Linked DNA regions of Homo sapiens: region 1 is linked to region 2. The links are chromatin contacts, found by Hi-C or POLR2A ChIA-PET in ENCODE. All regions are on one chromosome and are shown on one strand. The core of a region is the stretch at or near the end of the contact, and the rest is flanking DNA. Distances in the headings are between cores, read along the strand shown.

Region 1 (2,700 bases), core at 138-2,637, 160 kb before region 2:
CATCCAGGCCCTGGGCATAGAGATGGCCCCTCTCTGTCCAAATCACCCACCAGCCTATCTCCAGTCTTCCCTTAGGATTTGTTTTTTTAATATACATATTTTAAATGGAGATGGGATCTCAGTGTGTTGCCCAGGCTCGTCTCAAACTCCTGGCCTCCCACCTCAGCTTCCCAAGGCACTGAAATTATAGGCGTGAGCCACAGTGCCTGTCCAGGAATTTTTGAGAAATAAGTTTTCTCCACTTCATTACATATTGTTTTTATAATGAGCAGTACAGGAAAAAGCTGGCCAAAGGCATCATCTGGGCACAGCAAAGAAGGCACAGAGGGCACCTGAGGTCTTCGTCAGCTAAGCATCCTTTGCCTCTTCCTTTGGTAACAGAACCTCTCTTTCTTGGAGGAACCAAATCCATGTGATTGAACTGAAAGTGACCACTTCTGCCAAGGGGATAGGAACTGCATTCTCCTAGCCAAAGTGATTATTCAGGGAGGGGCAGGACCCAGTGAGCCACGCCAATGAAAGGCAACCCCAGAACTCATCAAAGAAAGCCTTAAAGTGACTTGGCCATATTTGCCACCCTGCAGGTACAGGCTGCCTGAGAATGAAGCCACAGAGAAGTAAGCAGTGTAGAGAAAAAGAATGCTGGCTGGGTGCAGTGGCTCATACCTGTAATCCCAACATTTTGGGAGGCTGAGGCGGACAGACCACTTGAGGTCAGAAGTTCGACACCAGCCTGGCCAACGCGGTGAAACCCCGTCTCCACTAAAAATTCAAAAATTAGCCGGGCACCTGTAGTCCCAGCCACTCGGGAGGCTGAGGCACGAGAATTGCTCGAACCCGGGAGGCGGAGGTTTCAGTGAGCCGAGATCGCACCACTGCACTCCAGCCTGGACGACAGAGCAAGACTCTGTCTCAAAAAAAAAAAAAAAAAGAGAGACAGAGGGAGAAAAACAATGTTTCATGGGGAGGAAGAGTGAGAAATGATGAAGAATTTGATGGAGCTCCTGGATCCAACGTGCGTAAAGCAGAAGCATCCGTTATCTTCCAGTTAACTGAGTCAGCAAATTCGCCTTTGATTGGGTTTCTGCTGCTTTCAATCAAAATCAGCCCAATACAAGTCGAAGAGTGAGAATGAGGAGTGAGCCCCGCCCCTGCTGCTGTGTGTGGCACATTTGCAGGCTCTGGGAGACGCTGGTTAGAGTCAGGGACAGTCGACGCTGTGGACCCCGTAGCGTGGCCTCAGCAAGCTGGAGCTGGGCCCAGGCTTCCCAGAATGAACCAGTAATACAGCAGTCAGTGTGCCTCCCCGCCCTCCTTGATTCCTGAAATAACTGGTTAAATATAAATTGGCCCCACCCCACTGAAGTACTCAAGAAGGAGAAAAAACAACTTAGTGATAGCAGTGTAGTCTCCGTCGAGTGTTTCTGGGCGGCACATTCACTAGAAGTCACGCCAGTTGCAAGTCAGAAACCCGGTGCTGCATGGGGTATGCTGCGTGTTGCCAACAAGTGACTTATTTTATCATCTACATTGCAAACCTAGAAGATGCCTCTTCAAAAGGTGTTGTTCAGAGAACCCCTGATCCCGCGGGGCTGGAACATGGACGTGACAGGGATGGCATCCTTGGCATGGCAGAGAGAGCAGGGGGAGCCTGGGTCCCTAACACCACGGAGTGCCCATTGCTTCGTGCAGAGGACACCGGACTTGTTGCAGAGTGAAAACATACTTCTAGCTTGTTTCAGCTGCTGCGGTTGGGGGACTTTGTAACCTCAGTGGGACTTGTATCTGATTAATATACAACCTGAAGTGAGAACAAGAACCAAAGAGAAGTAGGAAATGGTTAGGATTTTTTTAGCCCCGGAAGGTGAATTTATTTCTGAAAACAATCTTTTGTTTTTCTTTAAATAAAAAGCGGCTTTTTAAAATAAAGAAACAGCCAAACTAAATACATGTTGGGCAAATATGTAAAGACTTTGGGCTGGGCGCAGTGGCTCATGCCTATAATCCCAGCATTTTGGGAGGCCAAGGCGGGCAGATCATTTGCGGTCAGGAGTTTGAGACCAGCCTGGCCAACATGGTGAAACGCTGTCTCTACTAAAAACACACAAAAAAGAGCCGGGTGTGGTGGCACACACCTGTAGTCTCAGCTACTCGGGAGGCTGAGGCAGGAGAATCACTTGAACCCAGGAGGCAGAGGTTGCAGTGAGCCGAGATCGCACCACTGCTCTCCAGCCTGGGTGACAGAGTGAGACCCCTCTCAAAAAAAAAAAAAAAAAAGACTTTGAAAGGGGCCAGTTGTGGTGGTTCACGCCTGTAATCCCAGCACTTTGGGAGGCCAAGGCAGGTGGATCACTTGAGCCCAGGAGTTCGAGACCAGCTTGGGCAACATGGCAAGACCCCATCTCTACCAAAAAAAAAAAAAAAAAAAAAAAAGACTTCAAAGGGACAATAAATTACTAGCCTATCTGTGTCCATATTTCATAGTCTAGTCCCTAATATTTAAAACAAATAGCCTTAAGACGATTTGTGTGCCATTATTATACACCCCTTAAGCATATAAAAAGGTAAAAACATGTTCAGTGTCATTAGGAAATGCAATTTTTTTTTTCAAGATGGAGTTTCACTCTGTCGCCCAGGCCAGAGTGCAGTGGTGTGATCTCTGCTTACTGCAACCTCCACCTCCCAGATTCAAGTGATTCT
Region 2 (2,700 bases), core at 56-2,555:
GAATTACAGGCCTGAGCCACCACGGCAGGCCCACTTCCAGTTCTGAGGTTACTGGCATGTAAAGCACCAACTCAGGGTTCCAACAAGAATTAAGGTTCATTTATCGTCTGCTCTTCTTTTTTTTTTTTTTTTTTTTGAGACAGTCTCGCACTGTCGCCTGGGCTCCACTTCCCAGGTTCAAGCGATTCTCCTGCCTCAGCCTCCCAAGTAGCTGGGATTACAGGAGGCTCCCATCATGCCCAGCTAACTTTTTGTATTTTTAGAGAGATGGGGTTTCACCATGTTGGCCAGGCTGGTCTCGAACTCCTGACCTCAAATGATCCGCCCGCCTAGGCCTCCCAAAGTCCTGGGATTACAGGCGTGAGCCACTGTGCCCAGCCACGTCTGCTCATAAAGTAATTATTTTTATGTGCACACCCTGCAATATTACTGTGCTACTCAAAAGCTAATTATGGGGCCAGGCTTGTTGGCTCACGCCTGTAATCCTAGCACTTTGGGAGGTCAAGGGGGGTGGATCACTTGAGGTTAGGAGTTCAAGGCCACCTGGCCAACATGGCGAAACCCCACCTCTGCTAAAAATACAAAAATTAGCTGGGCACAGTGGCGCACGCCTGTAATCCCAGCTACTCCAGAGGCTGAGGCAGGAGAATCGCTTGAACCCGGGAAGTGAATGTTGCAGTGAGCCAAAGTCGCGCCACTGCACTCCAGCCTGGGGGACAGAGCAAAACTCTGTCTCAAAAAAAAAAAGCGAATTATGGGACTTATAAGAAAATATTAATTTAGCATGCCCCAAGGACCAAAGTGCGCTGGGAATTCAGCCGTAGCTGTCTTTGAGTGTGGTCAGCCGCCTGGGCGCCACAGAGACCCACGAAGAAGTGGGGGGTCCTCCGTGAATGCGAGGTCCAGGCTGTTTTTATCTCTTGAGCCTCAGTTTCCTTTCCTGCACTTGGAGCAGTTAACCCTCAGTGCCTAGCAGCCGGTTATTAACATGTTCACAACACCTTCCACCCAGGGAAGGGGTGGGAAAGTCTGTTGGGCTTTTGAAAGAGAAAAACAACTTCCACAGTCCTTCCGGCCCCACATCCTCTGAACAGGGCTGGGCGCCTCCTCTGGGGCGTAACCAGCTTGGTCACGCCCCCGACAGACCCCGCCCCCAGCCCGCCGCCGAGGCCCCGCCCCCCGGGCCGCCGCGCCTCACGTCCAGCGGGGGCGCTAGAGGGCGGGGGACTGGGCGGGGCGGGCCCGGGAGGCCTGGAGGCGGGGCCGCGGGCCGGGGGCGGACTGGGGCGGGCGGAAGGAGAGCCAGGCCGGAAGGAGGCTGCCGGAGGGCGGGAGGCAGGAGCGGGCCAGGAGCTGCTGGGCTGGAGCGGCGGCGCCGCCATGTCCGACAGCGAGAAGCTCAACCTGGACTCGATCATCGGGCGCCTGCTGGAAGGTTGGTCGGGGCGGGGGAGGCCCGCGTCCGCCGCGCCCTGGCCCCCTGCCCGGCCCGGAAGTGGCGCGCGGGCGGGCCCCCGGGGCCAGCTTAGACTGGGCGGGGACGGGCAGCGAGGTTCCGTGGCCGCAGCTGCCCCCCCGCGGACGCGCCTGAGAGGTCCGGGGCCAGCTCCGACGCGCGGAGCAGCTCCCCCCCTCTCCCGGGCTGGGGGCGCACGGGTTGCCTGGGCTCTTGGGGCGAGGGAGAAACCCGGGAAGCCCGGTCCAGGAAGGGGTCCTGCGCTGTGAGGTTTTTGGTGGCAGCCCCCTGCGCACGACAGTCGCCTCCCGAGGCGCTGAGGGTAGCTGGGGGCTTCCCCTGGGAGGCTTGAGGCCGCGGTCCCGGGAGGCTCAGCAGCAACAGCTGCCTGTGGGCAAGGAGGGGCCGAGGAGGCCTAGGCGCCCCCGGAGGTATCCATGGGGCCACCCGTGTCGCCCACCCTCCTCCTGTCAGGGTCCAGGGTCCTGACACCCCATTGCGCCCCAGTGCAGGGCTCGCGGCCTGGCAAGAATGTACAGCTGACAGAGAACGAGATCCGCGGTCTGTGCCTGAAATCCCGGGAGATTTTTCTGAGCCAGCCCATTCTTCTGGAGCTGGAGGCACCCCTCAAGATCTGCGGTGAGCCCCCGGCCCAGGTCCCCTTGCCTTCCTAAAAGTGGCACTGGACCCCACAGAGTTCCTGGAGCCCTCCTCCCTTGAGCGCAGTCCTGGCCCTGGGTTCAGGTCTAGACCTTGCATCTAGCTTACCCGGTTCCCTGGGTCACAGGTGACATACACGGCCAGTACTACGACCTTCTGCGACTATTTGAGTATGGCGGTTTCCCTCCCGAGAGCAACTACCTCTTTCTGGGGGACTATGTGGACAGGGGCAAGCAGTCCTTGGAGACCATCTGCCTGCTGCTGGCCTATAAGATCAAGTACCCCGAGAACTTCTTCCTGCTCCGTGGGAACCACGAGTGTGCCAGCATCAACCGCATCTATGGTTTCTACGATGAGTGTGAGTGGTCTGAGCGTCTGGGGCTGCCCGGGTCCTGAACCGCACTCTTTGCCATTCAGTGGGACCTTCACATTGGCCTGATATCTGACAGACACTTGATAGACTGTGCGCTCCACGAAGGCGGGGCCCAGGTCCGTTCTCGTGCCTGCCCTGCCCCTCCTGGCATGGGGTCTGGGGAATGGTTGCTGACTGAAGGGCTGCCCGGATTCTAGTGCTTTCCCCCAGG

What was found. Hi-C counts contacts between places; a loop is a spot of excess contacts on that map. ChIA-PET counts read pairs that join two places held with the same protein, here RNA polymerase II (POLR2A). Pooled maps may share reads with other maps.
Region 1: a loop to region 2 is called in a pooled map, with 5 times the contacts of the local background. The contact joins the enhancer-like site here to the promoter of PPP1CA in region 2. A Hi-C loop is called at or near these places in 11 of 37 single-sample maps with no recorded cell type and 6 of 50 pooled maps. POLR2A ChIA-PET finds 5 or more read pairs at or near these places in 3 of 52 experiments (Caco-2, H1 and activated CD4-positive, alpha-beta T cell).

The regions. Positions count from the first base shown.
Region 1 is chr11:67,557,283-67,559,982 of GRCh38, reverse strand. No RefSeq gene overlaps it. Among named protein-coding and RNA genes, the nearest start is that of GSTP1, 25 kb to the left of the region's middle. Within about 2 kb of position 1,387, at least 10 of the 41 ENCODE cell types and tissues checked have a DNase peak (open chromatin) inside an H3K27ac peak, as active enhancers do.
Region 2 is chr11:67,400,463-67,403,162 of GRCh38, reverse strand. It overlaps PPP1CA (protein phosphatase 1 catalytic subunit alpha), which reads left to right and starts at 1,305. Exons shown (of 7, transcript NM_002708.4): 1 at 1,305-1,435; 2 at 1,964-2,095; 3 at 2,244-2,474. The coding sequence starts at 1,381. RefSeq lists a silencer at 1,044-1,823.